4 separate regions of the Homo sapiens genome follow, and regions 1, 2 and 4 are each linked to region 3. Evidence: chromatin contacts called from ENCODE Hi-C or POLR2A ChIA-PET data. All regions are on one chromosome and are shown on one strand. Each heading gives the region's core, a stretch centred on a gene start or an enhancer-like site at or near the end of the contact. The rest is flanking DNA. Distances are from core to core; before and after follow the strand shown. Region 1 holds the start of TRIM66 (tripartite motif containing 66). Region 2 holds the start of SBF2 (SET binding factor 2). Region 3 holds the start of FAR1 (fatty acyl-CoA reductase 1). Region 4 overlaps PLEKHA7 (pleckstrin homology domain containing A7).

Region 1 (3,090 bases), core at 591-3,090, 5.0 Mb before region 3:
CGCTGGATGGAAGAACCTGAAAAGAAGACTGAAAAGTGACCAAAGAGTAGGAGGAAGGCAAGACTTTTTCTAGAAAAAGACGCCAACAGATTAAAGTACAACAGAAAGAACAAGTGATATGAAGAATAGGAAGAGTCCAATTTGGCAATTCGTTCATTAATGACATTAGTAAGAGCAATTTCACTGAAGTCACAGGCTGTGAGCTAGACCGCAGTGAACAATGGATGGGAAGGTGCAAATGGGCAGGATTTGTAGACTACTCTTTTGGGGAGCTTGGCTGTAAGGGCAAGGACATGGGAGAATTTTGGAATTTTTTTTTTTTTTTTTGAGACGGAGTCTCGTTCTGTCGCCCAGGCTGCAGTGCAGTGGCGCGATCTCGGTTCACTACAAGCTCCGCCTCCCGGGTTCACGCCATTCTCCTGCCTCAGCCTCCCGAGTAGCTGGGACTACAGGCGCCCACCACCACGCCCATCTAATTTTTTGTATTTTTAGTAGAGACGGGGTTTCACCGTGTTAGCCAGGATGGTCTCGATCTCCTGACCTCGTGATCCGCCCGCCTCGGCCTTCCAAAGTGCTGGGATTACAGAAGTAAGCCACCACGCCCGGCCAGAATTTTGGATATTTTAGCTAAAATATATTTTAGCTGAAGGGGGCAAGACAAAGAAAAATAAATAAATACACGCTCACACATACACACAGAGAATAACTGAGGGGATGGGATTTTAAAAATTTATTTCATTTTTCCCATGGGATCTATTAATAGACTAGCGAGGGGATGGGATCTTGAACACTGGTTGAAGGAACCGACTTAAGAGCGAAGACATGCTGCTATTAGCGAAGACAGGGAGGTGAGGGTAAGTTCATTTATTCACTCAACAATCACTAGTTGAGTGTGGATTAAAAAAAACAGTCCTTGACCACATAAGGAATTAGGTCTAGTAGGGAAGACAAACGTAGGTCAATAAATTACATAAGGGTTATACTAGATTGTGTGGTGGTACAGGTGGGGAAGCGAGCAACTGTCTGCATTGTGTCCAGGAAAGGGTCACAGGCGTGTTATGTAGATTCTGGAGAAAATTCAAAAATAGCATTTATTTTTACTTATTTACTTTTGTATGTGGAGACGAGGGTCTCACTATGTTGCCCAGGCTGGTGTTGAACTACTCGCCTCAAGAAATCCTCCCGCCTCGACCTCCCAAAGTGTTGGGACTACAGGTGTGAGCCACCGCGCCTGGCCTAAATGTGGCATTTAGAAAAAGTATTTACAACATCTGCATTAAAAGGACCATAAAGCAACCAGGCATCTAAGTCCCTGAAGCAATTTAAGTTGCTCAAACTTGAGAGGACAACCAAATGATAGCAAAAGGGCAAAAGAGAAAGGAAGCTGCAGTGCCCACTCAGAAGTGTGAGAGCGGGAGAAGGCATTTCGGGAGCCGCCCGAGCTTCAGGAAACCGAGCGAGACACCAGGTGGGCACACTGAGGATTAAAGAGGGCCTCGCGGTTCCGCACTGCGGCCGGGAGACAAACCAGTAGCCACTATCACCAGCCCCGGGCAGACCACTAAGAACTGTGGAGGTGCGCGGGGCGGCTCAGGGCTGGCGCATTTGGTGAGGAGCTCAGACAACGAGGCCCTTAGGGTCGGCTTAGGCGGTTCCCTGACCAAGGCGCCAGAAAAGGGCCTGGCTCAAGCAAGCACGGGCGGCGTGCAGTACAGCACACCTAGCCCCGATTCTTCAACAGTTCTCGCCCTCCGAGCCTAGCACAACGAGCCTCACCGAAACCGTACACCGCCACCAGGACACTCCGTGATGGGGGATCACCACCCTCAGAAAGAGGAAGCGACTAGCAGGCGCGCAATCCCGCGAGACCAGGAGGCCCCGCCCGAAGCCCGGCCTCTGTGACCGGAAGTGAGGCGTTTTGCCCCGCCCCCGTGGCCGATACCTCGCGAGACTTGGCGAAGGCCTTCCTTTTTCGTCTGGGCTGCCAACATGGTAGGTGTTTCGTTTCTTGCCTCCTCTTCCTTGCCGGCGGAGACCCCTAAGCTGTATTCCCATTGCCCCTAGTCATCCACTCCCTACCATGGTCGGGGCTTCCAGGCTGCGCATGGCCGCCTGCGGGGCAGGGTGGCCGGCGCGGGCCCGGGGCGGGGCTCCCGGAGCCGTGTGTTAGGCCCGCGGTTCGGATCTCTAGGACACGCGGGCCCCTGCGCTACCGTGGTGAGACCTCACGGCCCTGAGCGGATCGGTACCCTCAGCTTTCCCAAACGCTCCAGAAGTTAGGTCTTTGACCCACAGGCTTACAGGACCATCTCGGCTGGCGGGCATCGCCCCCTGCCCCTAATTCCTTAGGCCTTACCACCAAGCTTTTTCCACACAGCCATCCAGACTGAGGAAGACCCGGAAACTTAGGGGCCACGTGAGCCACGGCCACGGCCGCATAGGTAAGTGCCGGCTTCCCCTCGGGGTGGGCCTTGGGCTCTCTTCGGGTGCTTAGCTAGTCTGGAGATCGGTAGCCTATAAGTGGGTTAGAATAAGACCTTTTTGTGGTCAAGTTGCACAGCTGTTGATTTTTTTCTGACGATCCTCTAGTATTCCAGTTCTAAGGAATTTCACATCAGTGGGGTAATAGGAATTGAGCAGGCACGGTATTGGGTTAGTTGAAGACATGGAGTACTGTGGGAATGCTGTGATGTGGAACCTGAAAAGATGTTTCACCCGGAATCCTAAAGTAATCGCATTGCTGAAAACCGGCATCGGTAGGGTGGGAACAGCGTAAGCGGGACACAGAAGTCTGGGAAACACTCTGCTTTTGTGCGAGGAAGTATTGAGATGCATGAGAAGGCTGTGTGGTGCATGTAGCTTTTTTGTGTGTGTGTGAGACTGATCACTGTCGCCCAGGCTGGAGTGCAGTGGCGAAATCTCGGCTCACTGCAACCCCTGCCTGCCGGGCTCAAGCGATTCTCCTGCCTCAGCCTCCCGAGTAGCTGATATTACAGGTGTGCGCCACGACGCCCGGCTAATTCTTTTTCTATTTTTAGTAGAGTCGGGGGTTTCTCCGTGTTGGCCAGGCTGGTCTCGAACTCCTGACCT
Region 2 (3,344 bases), core at 812-3,311, 3.4 Mb before region 3:
ACAAAACTTGAACCAGTCTGAGAACTAGATGGAGTACTGTATCACTATCCATTTCCTGTTTTGGTTATTACACTGTGATCATGTAGGAGAACATTCTTGTTTGCAGAAAATGCACATTAAAGTATTCTGGGATGACAGGGCATCAGGTCAACAGCTTCCTCTCAAATTGTTGGGGGGCGGGTAGAATTTTTTGTACCATTCTTGCAACTTTTTTGCAAGTCTGTTATTGTTTCAACATTGTTGGCCGGGCGTGGTGGCTCAAGCCTGTAATCCCAGCACTTTGGGAGGCCGAGGCCGGTGGATCACGAGATCAGGAGTTCAAGACCAGCCTGGCCAGGATGGTGAAATCCCGTCTCTACTACAAATACAAAAATTAGCGGGCGTGTTGGCGGGCGCCTGTAAATCCCAGCTACTCCGGAGGCTGAGGCAGAGAATTGCTTCAACCCGGGAGACAGAGGTTGCAGTGAGCCAAGATCGCACCACTGCACTCCAGCGTGGGCAACAGAGCAAAACTCCGTCTCAAAAAAAAAAAAAAAAAAAATTGTTTAAAAGTGGGGAGGGGGGGAGGCGGAACAATGTCACTAAAAACTAAAGGTTAAAAAACTGATTTCCCACACTTAATCTTGATAGAAAAGAAACATCAGACTATGCCAAATTACTAGGAAATAAAATTTTGGATCCAGAAGTTTAAACATTTAAACTTTCTCTTTAACAATTGACCTCAATCAGGTCATGACTGGTGAAAGAGAAAAGAACATGAAAGGTTCCCACTAAAGGAGAGGAAGTTCTTAGGAGAGGAATAATGAAAGAGAGAGTGGACCAAGAGTGGGTAGAACAATGGTATTCTGAGCTACCAATGGCTGTAACCATCAGGAAAACACAATCTCAGCATCTCTGAAAAATGAAGGGGCTGTAGAGCTGATATCTCAAATTCCTTGCAAATGTGGGACTAGAATTGCCCTAAAATAGAAGTGGTTTCCCAGCTCAATTTGTTATTACATTATGCTTAGCTACATAGTAATACAAGAGAATACAAATACAGAAATAAACGTGCATGAACCCTGAATTCTCTTAAGTTGTGGAAGTCCGTCAATTAAAGTGTAAAATACAATGCATTTGCCCAATTGTTCCTTACGACGAAAATTCTGTGACAAATAAAAAGAACAATGAAAACACATTAAAGTGAAACAAGATCACCTTCAGCGGTCAGCTGGCTGTCCTTAGTTAAAAGACAAGTCATGTCACTGTGAAGTGACCGTCACATTTGTCCTGAAAGAATAGGGAGCATTTCCTAGAAAGGGGTAAAAGTGCAAAGAATCCTGTCCCCTTCCCTGGTACCACGCGTTCCTTGGGGAGGTCACTAGGCCCCCAACAGCACAGGGGTGAGTTAGCACTGGACTCTCAGCACTTCCTTTCGGAGAGGACAACCCCCTGCGTCACTGGTTACTCACTCAGGATGCAGGGCAGAAGTTTATCCCCGAGGAACTTAGCACAGTTGGCTCCCGCCCTCCCAGCCTTGCGGTCCTGGGCCCAATCTCAGGGCTCTCTCTGCCCCGGGTACCCTGCAGCCTCCAGCGGGAGGGTCGCGAGACCCCAACTCGCCTCCGGCCCGCCCAGCGGGTGCGCCCAGGGGCTGGGCAGACGCGGCGTCTTCCCTCCCCCTACCGTCGTGCCGGCCCCCCCACGCCCACCGCCAGGCTCAGCCCAGCCGAGAAGGCCGGACGCCGACCGCCCGCTCCTCCGAGACTCGGCCTGGCCCTCCCCGACGCCCGTCCCCGACGCCCGGCCCCGCGGAGCCCACTGGACAGCGGCCGGGGGGCGGGGAGGCCCGGGGGCGGTGCCGCCCCACACCCTTACCTGGCTTCTCGTGGTCATAGCCTACCACGATGAAGTAGTCAGCCAGCCGGGCCATGGCCGCCGCCGCCGCGCTCGGGAAGCGGGTCCCCGTCGCCGCCCTCGCCGCCGCCGCCCACCCGGCCCGGGAGGGCTCAGCATTTTCCCTGCAGCGGCAGTAGCGGCAGCGGCAGCGCTTCAGCCATGTTTGACAACCGAGGCGCGCTCTGCGCTTGCGCGGCGCCTAGTGCCCGCTCCTCCCCCGCCCCCACCCGCGCTGGCTCGGCTGCCCCAAGCCCGGGCGGCGAGCCCACCTCCACCCTCCGCGGGCCTCGCGGACTGCTGCGCTGGGGGAGTGGGCGGTCGGGCGTGTTCCCGCCACGCGCCGCCACCGCGGCCCCTGGAGGTGGTTCACTTTGAGGCCTGGATGCTGCTTCACGGCCCCCTCTGCCTCCCTATTTTTCCTAAAGCAGGGGGTCCTTCCTTCCGCCTTCTCTATTCTGTTTGGATTTGGAAGAAGGGATGTGGAGAGTTGAGGGGTCACTTGGAAAGCTGGCTGCTTCCTCTGCTCCCCACCACCACCAAAGATGAAATTCTCCCGCCCTCGGTTGGAAGCAAGGAATTTGCATCGACAGGGCTTTTGCTGCACGTTTCCTGTTTATGTTGTGTAGATGGGAATTTTAGAAACATGCCACCGAGCAGACGGGGGAGGGAGAGGCTTTTACGCAATCCTCCAAGGAGCCTCGGGTTTCAATGCCGGGTGGGCCGGGGGCGGTCGGCCTGGGCTTCCCCCGGAGCGCCCGGGAGAGCCAGATTCCACCGAGGAACGCGGCATCCCCGGGATCCTCCCGAACTGGGCTGGCCTCTCCCTGGGGAGCCCCGCACGCCTCGGCTTGCTTCCCTCGCAGCGGTCCCAGGGCTCTCGCAGCCCGAGCAGGTGGACTTCCAACTTCCCTGCTCAAACATGCACAAAAATGAATAGATGGTCCCGTCCTTCCGTCTCGGGATTATCAAAGTCGCTTGCTTTTTTGTTGAACCTCCTATTGACCATTTCGAATTTGGCTGGTGTGACATTCAGGTGAACTCACTTTGTCATTTGTTAATATCTCACGAAGTTTTAGTAGAATTTGTACAAGTGGTAGACCAAAGTTTTGGAAATCTCCGTGGTTTAGAAGTTGTCTTTGTGGTTGCTTATCACTGCTCACTATTAATTGAGGGTTTGATCCTTCATATTTACACATAAGACAAGGCCTCTTAGCAAAGCGTCTAGTATATAGTAGGTGCCTACAAAATATTTTAAATGAGTAAATGTGCGATTTTCCCCAACGACCAGCAGGAAGCCGCAATGGCTCCAACTCTGAACTGAGAGAGTTGACATCTCAGCTCCTGAAGATTTACTCTGCTGTAATTTACTATTTCCCCTTTCTCTGCCACACTTGTTTCATCTACAAATTGGGAGGGTTGGGCTGCACTAGAACTGAAACTGAAGGAATACTTTAACTCCAGGACCT
Region 3 (3,227 bases), core at 728-3,227:
ACATCATATTTTCCTCAGAACTAAGCATTACTTTGCTTTTGTACTTATATCAATTTTTAAAATTAAGACATATGCACAAACAACAAAAAGTTTATGAAGTATTTTCTGGAAATAGTGTCTATTTCCTATAGTGATATTACCCTATCAGTATACTGATAAACCTTAGCAGTGGTTAACTTAGCTACACATGTTCTAACATGCTCCTGAATCCCCCATGCTGGGTTACATCCTCTTTCTAGGTATTCCCTCATCCTGTATTACACTGGCATTGTTTATGTCTGTCTCTCCATTAAACCCTATGTTCTGTGGAATACTGTCATATCCAAGTTTATATGCCTAGTGTAGTGACAAGCACTTTAAATAAAGGCATTTACCTGATTTAAACAACTTAATGACTAAATTAATAAATATGAATACTGTAATCTTTGTTTTGTTGCTTGTGTTCTTTTACAGATTAGAATTTGGTCCATAGTTCTTACGTTTGTTTTGGGAGAATATTTTGACCCACTTCTAAGAAGTGTTTCACCTGATCCTGGCTATTTATGACTATGGCTATTGGACTGGATGGGTTCCAGGCATACACTGTCTTGCCTAAAGTAGCGGAATGCGACATCCCTGAGGGTAAGCAAGTGTGTTAGCTTTGTGTTCTGTGCCCTCCTCCAGAAATGACAGTACTTGCTGCAAGACTGTGAGCTCATCGAGGCAGAAGCCATGGCATTCAAATTAGTTTCCTGAGCCAGAACTTAACATCTGCCACAAAGTAGGCAGTTCAGTGAGCTTTTGTAGTTTCCAACTGGATGCAGCACTATGACTGCTTTTAGCTACTAACAGGGCCAGGCACTGAAACAAGCTCTAAATCCCCACAGAAAAATCACTCTGAGCCATCCATCCCTAAATACCAACCTGTGCATGCTATTCACCGTGCCAAGAGCGTTCACTCATTTTTGCTTCTCACAAATCTTTTTTTTTCTTCCTATGGCTTGCATGTTTTGAATGACAGCTAAATCCTAATGCGGACTGTTTATACAATGGAGTCCCACGGAGCCCAAAGATTGTGGTAATATTATTACAGAATTCTCATGATCCTTTTATTATTTTTTAAAAATGAGCCGTATGAATGTGGTAATACTATTAAGTGTCCGGCTCGATGAATTCCTCCATGTGTACACAGCCCGGAACGACCACCAGGATCAAGACGCAATGTTTCCAGCTTTCCATAGGTTCCCTCGTGCCCCACCCCTCAGAAGTAAACGTTATTCTAACTCCTATCACTACCGGTAAGTTTTGTAGGGAATTATTTTGGAGGAAGTGGAAGGTGGAATGAATGGGCCCACAGTCCCCTGGGACTGGGCGAGACCCGTGGAGGCTCCAGGGGTCCGTAGAGCTCTTCGCTCTCACCGACCCGGGCCACACCCGCCAAGCTGGTAGTTCTCCGAACGGATCCCTCACGCCCAGCAATGGCCGGAGGGCCCCCGGGCCCCACCATAATAGCGCTAAGCACGCCACAATGGCAGCCCCGCTGTCTCCCGCGCGGGCCTCGCTGCGTGCTCCCAACCTTGGGAGTTGGCGCCCCTCCCGCGCGACGGACAGCCGGGCGTGGCCCTGGGCGCGACCCGACAGGACGCCAGCAGCCGGCGGGGGCGCTCCAGGACTCGAGATGTGGGGCGCGGGCCCATTGGCTGAGCATTCCCCCGCGAGCCTCCCGGCCGCAGGGCCCACCTCCCGGCCCTCTCTCCGCGCCCCCATTGGCCGTTCGCGTTCCGCGGGCGTCCGCTCCCGCCCCACTCCCGCCCGGAGGGAAACCGGGTTGGGGGTGAGAGGCTAAAGCAGGGAGGAGGATGACTGGTCCTGCGGATAAGGGTGTGCGCGAGAGCCAATCAAAAGCGGATGTCGAAAAGAGGCGCCGCTCCAGCCAGTCACGTCGCGAGGTGCGGTCGGGGCCGGCTGACGCGACTGCGGGCCTCAGCCAATGGGCGTGCCACTGCCCGTCCGCTCTTCAGCAGCCGGTCGCGGGCGGTGGAAAAGCGAGTGAAGAGAGCGCGACGGCGGCGGCGGCGGCGGCGCAGCTATTGCTGGACGGCCAGTGGGAGAGCGAGGCCTGAGCCTCTGCGTCTAGGTGAGAAGGGGGTGCGCCAGCGGGAGCGGCCGGGCTGCGGGCTCCTCCTCGCCTGGCTCGGGAAGTGGTTGCGGGAGCTCGGGCTGCAGGCCTGGCCGAGGCGGGGGCGCCGACCAGCCGTCCCGCCCCCGCCCCCGCCCGGGTACGCCCAGAAGTGAGGGCGCCCGCCTCACCCCGGGTGGTCTCTGCCCCTCTTTGCCCCGCCGCCGCCCTTCACAGGGCCGGGACCGCGTGGGGGACGTACGGTGGGGCCTGGTTTGCAGCCGCGGAGCCCGGGGAGCCGCCTGGGGTGGGAGGCCGCTAGAGGTGGCGAAGGTGGGGCGGGGTGGTTAGCCGAGCAGCGGGCTCCGCGTGCTCGCGGGAGGGTAGCGGCAAAGGGAGGCCTAGTGATTGCAGGATTCCGGGTCTGGGGAGGAAGAAAGTGGTGGGAAATAGGTGATGCTCAGAAAAGGGTGCTGAGGGAGAAGGCGCGGGGCCGGGGAGTGTGGTTGGCCTATTAGAAGTAAGGATTGATAGGGCCTGGGTGGAGATCAGCTGGGAGTGAAGGGGGGACGGGCTTGGGTTTTGAAGGTGAAGGTCTCTGGAGAACTGGGGACACGTGGATCTGGAGTAAGAGGCACCTACTGAAACCGGAAGGTGGCTGAGAAGGTTTTATGTGAGGTGTGGACGGGAGGCTATTGGACTAGAAGGCATTAGTTGGTCTGTTAGGACAAAGTATACAAGCAGCAAACGCGGTAGATTTATGTGTGGTAGGTGAAGGCTGTGAATCTTTTATGAGTAGTTGAGCAAGAACAGTTGTCTGATTCTGCGGTGTCGGAGAGTGGAGGGTCTCAGGTAGTGTCTTGGTCAGGTTTGAAGGTTAATTTACTGCTAGTGGAGGGCCAAATACTCAAAAGAGTTTTTAATTCTCACTACTGGGGCTGATCCTCCTCCTACACTCCACCCCTCCTGCCATCCCTGTGACAGTTCATCTCGTTTTGCCTCAGCAGCACAAGAACTCACTCCCTCCGAAGTAATGGCATACATATTGTTTGCTTTTGACTAGATGGCAGTCAGGAATCCCTTAATTCTTTATGTTAAAAAAAAAAGTGTTGGTTTAAAGACAACATCA
Region 4 (3,121 bases), core at 61-2,560, 3.2 Mb after region 3:
TCCCTAGTAGCTGGGATTATAGGCGCCCGCCACCACAGCCAGCTAATTTTTTTATTTTTAGTAGAGACAGGGTTTCACCCCATGTTGGCCAGGCTGGTCTCGAACTCCTGACCTCAGGTGATCCGCCTGCCTCGACCTCCCGAAGTGCTGGGATTACAGGCATGAGCCACTGCACCCAGCCATGATGTTCTTTTTGTATGACCCAATGGGATACATATTTTATGAAACATTTTTGGTTCCCTACTTATAAAAAATAATATATACTCCTTAGAGAAAAATGGAAAAAAGCTGTCTAGGAAAGCAGAGAGCTGAAGAAAAAATAAATCAGCTCTAGGCTCACCAGCCAGACAATAGGCTGAGAGCTCAATATTTAATTTTGTGCTAAATTAAATCCATTTTTTCACTTTACTATAGTGAAGACAAACTAATATAAGCCAAAAGTTTGAGAAAACTGCATGGGGGTTTATCCTTTCTCCTCTAAATTCCACCACTAGCAACTCATTTATTTAGGTAAGCATTATCCTTCCCAATATGTCTTTTCTCTTTTTTCGGGGGTGGGAAGGAACAGCTTTATTGAGATAGAATTCACATGTCAAACAATTCACTTAAAGTGTACAGTGTAGCTGGGCATGGTGGCTCACGCCTGTAATCCCAGCATTTTGGGAGGCCAAGGCCGGAAGATAGCTTGAGCTCATGAGTTCAAGCCCAGCCTGGACAACATAGCAAAACCCCATCTCTACAAAAAATACAAAAAAATTAGCTGGGTATGGTGGTGCACGCCTATAGTCTCAGCTACTCAAGAGGCTGAGGTGGGAGGATGGTTTGACCCAGGAGGTGGAGGTTGCAGTGAGTGGAAATCACACAGTGCACTCCGGCCTAGGCAGAAGAGCCAGACCTTGTCTCAAAATATAATAAAAATAAAGTATACAATGCAATGGCTTTTAGTATACTGAGAGTTATACGATCATCACCCCAATCAAATTTAAAACATTTCATTGCCCTAAATGGAAGTCCCATACTCTCTAGCGATCACCCCAGCTCCAGCCCTAGGCAGCCATAAATCCACTTTCTATCTCTCTGGATTTCCCTATTCTGGACATTCCATATAAATAGGCTTAGACACTAGGTCATCTTTTGTGACTGGCATCTTTCATTTAGCATAATGTTTACAAGGTTCATTGTTGCGTTCTTGTTGTAGCATGTACCAGTACTTCATTCCTTCCTATGGCCAGATAATATTCCATTATATAGACACACCACATTTTATTTATCCACCCATCAGTTGACGGACTTTGGGTTTTCACTTTGAGGATATTATGAATCATGTAGCTATGAATTGCGTACAAGTTTTTGTGTAGGTGGACATGGTTTCACTTCTCTTGGGTATATACCTAGGAATGGAATTCATGACTCATATGGTAACTTTACGTTTAACCTTTTGAGAACGTGCAGCTGGCTTCCAAGGTGGCTCCACCATTTTACACTTCTACCAGCAGTGCATCAGTGTTCCCACTTCTCTACGCCCTCACCAGCACTTCTAAAGTATCTGTCCTTTTTAATATAAACATCCTAGGGTGTGTAAAGTAGTATTTCATTACGGTTTTGTTTTGCATTTCCTTGATGGCTAATGATGCTGAGCATCTTTTCATTTGCTTATTGGTCATTTGTGTATCTTCTTTGGCCCAGCTTGTCTTTTAAACTGCAAGTACCTCTGGACAGAGACACTCCCTGAATTCAAATGTTACTTATTAGCTGAATTATCCTAGGCAAGTCATTTAACTTTTATTAGCTTCAGGTTCCTTCTCTGCAATGTAGAGATAATATTAACTACCCAACAGATGTGAGGATTGAAATAACACAGGTAAAGGACTTAGCAGACAGCTGGGCACACAATAAACAGTCAGCAAGTGACAGTTATTATTAACAACACCCTTATTCACACTTTACAATCCATAAATGCTTTGAAACAGCTCTTCCCATAAGGAGAGAGCCTAAGATCTGGGACAGAGAAGTTGGGAGCAAAGGGCAAGGGGAGCTCAAAAGAGTTGAATTAAAAGGAAAATGAAAACAATTACTTATGGGCCATTTTCACAGTCTTGTTTTAGTTATCATTGCCAAAGGTCAGCCTAGAGCCTACTCCTGCACCCTTCCAATCATGATGTAAACACCTAGTTCACTGTATTAAATCCATTTCTGTTTAGAAAAGCGAGAATAACTTCTCACTACTGCTACTGAACCCTGACTGAACAGGAAGGAAGGAAGGTCTTAGTCACAGCTCTATAATTACAGCCATGCACACGGCCTGGCATATAACATTAGGTGATCAGTAGCTGAAGTGAACCAAATGGAATCAATGAGTACATTAATGAATGGAATGAATAAATGGGCAAACAGAGCATGTTTGGGATGTTTGCTCAGTTAGGTGAATGAGGATCCCCTCATCCAGAGGGTCCCAGGGAAGGCTGAGATCAGTTCCCAGGACTGGCAGCCAAGGTTCTCATTGACCATCCATAACCCATCACCATTGCACAGACGCCTACATTAGAATATCTTTCATTTTTTTGTTGCCAACACTCAGGGATTATGGATTGTAGAGAATGCTGTTTTCCTGTATTTCTTAAAGTCATGAGAAGGTGAAAAGGCCTCCACTGTGCTTCTTGGCATATAAATAACTCACAGCATAAAGAAAGGGGAGTCAATGGTTCCAAATTCAAAATAAAGATAGGCTCTTCTCACAACGTCCAAATTACAGAGTCCTCCAGGCAGAAATAGAGACATCTTTCAAAGAAATTCTATTTGCCCATTCAATTCCAAAAGACATAATCAAACTAAGAAAACTCTTCCATGCCTTCCACAAATTGATTTAGTTTCAGCAGCCACCTGGGGCAGCACACAGTCAGACAGCAAACAGGCCTTTCAGTTTTTGTCCTTCTTGCCATGTTCTCTTCCTTCAGAGACTGGAAAAGGATCGCTGCAACTTCATTCTTCAACATGGTACAAAGATACAGCCTGCTCTACATTCCTGCTGTACAATTCTGCAAATCACTATCTTTCCCTCAGATCTTTCACAGCCAAAATTGTAGAACCCTCTCAAAAACCTTCAAGCTATCAGAGTATGACA

The links. Hi-C counts contacts between places; a loop is a spot of excess contacts on that map. ChIA-PET counts read pairs that join two places held with the same protein, here RNA polymerase II (POLR2A). Pooled maps may share reads with other maps.
Region 1: a loop to region 3 is called in a map of CD4-positive, alpha-beta T cell, with 17 times the contacts of the local background. The contact joins the promoter of TRIM66 here to the promoter of FAR1 in region 3. A Hi-C loop is called at or near these places in 3 of 168 maps with a recorded cell type or tissue (CD4-positive, alpha-beta T cell and CD8-positive, alpha-beta T cell), 1 of 37 single-sample maps with no recorded cell type and 11 of 50 pooled maps.
Region 2: a pooled map shows a loop between it and region 3 (11-fold over the local background). The contact joins the promoter of SBF2 here to the promoter of FAR1 in region 3. A Hi-C loop is called at or near these places in 1 of 168 maps with a recorded cell type or tissue (naive thymus-derived CD4-positive, alpha-beta T cell), 1 of 37 single-sample maps with no recorded cell type and 7 of 50 pooled maps.
Region 4: a loop to region 3 is called in a pooled map, with 28 times the contacts of the local background. The contact joins the enhancer-like site here to the promoter of FAR1 in region 3. A Hi-C loop is called at or near these places in 1 of 37 single-sample maps with no recorded cell type and 5 of 50 pooled maps. POLR2A ChIA-PET finds 5 or more read pairs at or near these places in 1 of 52 experiments (activated T-cell).

What each region holds. Positions count from the first base shown.
Region 1 is chr11:8,680,825-8,683,914 of GRCh38, forward strand. It overlaps TRIM66 (tripartite motif containing 66), which reads right to left and starts at 1,841. Exons shown (of 25, transcript NM_001388022.1): 1 at 1,777-1,841. It overlaps RPL27A (ribosomal protein L27a), which reads left to right and starts at 1,968. Exons shown (of 5, transcript NM_000990.5): 1 at 1,968-1,992; 2 at 2,378-2,441. The coding sequence starts at 1,990. RefSeq lists enhancers at 1,398-2,597, 1,461-1,530, 1,731-1,920, 2,247-2,889 and a silencer at 2,041-2,240.
Region 2 is chr11:10,292,158-10,295,501 of GRCh38, forward strand. SBF2 (SET binding factor 2) reads right to left here and starts at 2,062. Exons shown (of 40, transcript NM_030962.4): 1 at 1,858-2,062. The coding sequence starts at 1,912. RefSeq lists silencers at 1,460-1,599, 1,640-1,719, 1,750-2,029, 2,150-2,199.
Region 3 is chr11:13,666,691-13,669,917 of GRCh38, forward strand. FAR1 (fatty acyl-CoA reductase 1) reads left to right here and starts at 1,978. Exons shown (of 12, transcript NM_032228.6): 1 at 1,978-2,116. RefSeq lists silencers at 1,528-2,017, 2,128-2,407 and an enhancer at 2,488-2,537.
Region 4 is chr11:16,900,966-16,904,086 of GRCh38, forward strand. The region is part of intron 3 of PLEKHA7 (pleckstrin homology domain containing A7); the gene reads right to left. Among named protein-coding and RNA genes, the nearest start is that of SNORD147, 23 kb to the right of the region's middle. Within about 2 kb of position 1,311, at least 7 of the 41 ENCODE cell types and tissues checked have a DNase peak (open chromatin) inside an H3K27ac peak, as active enhancers do.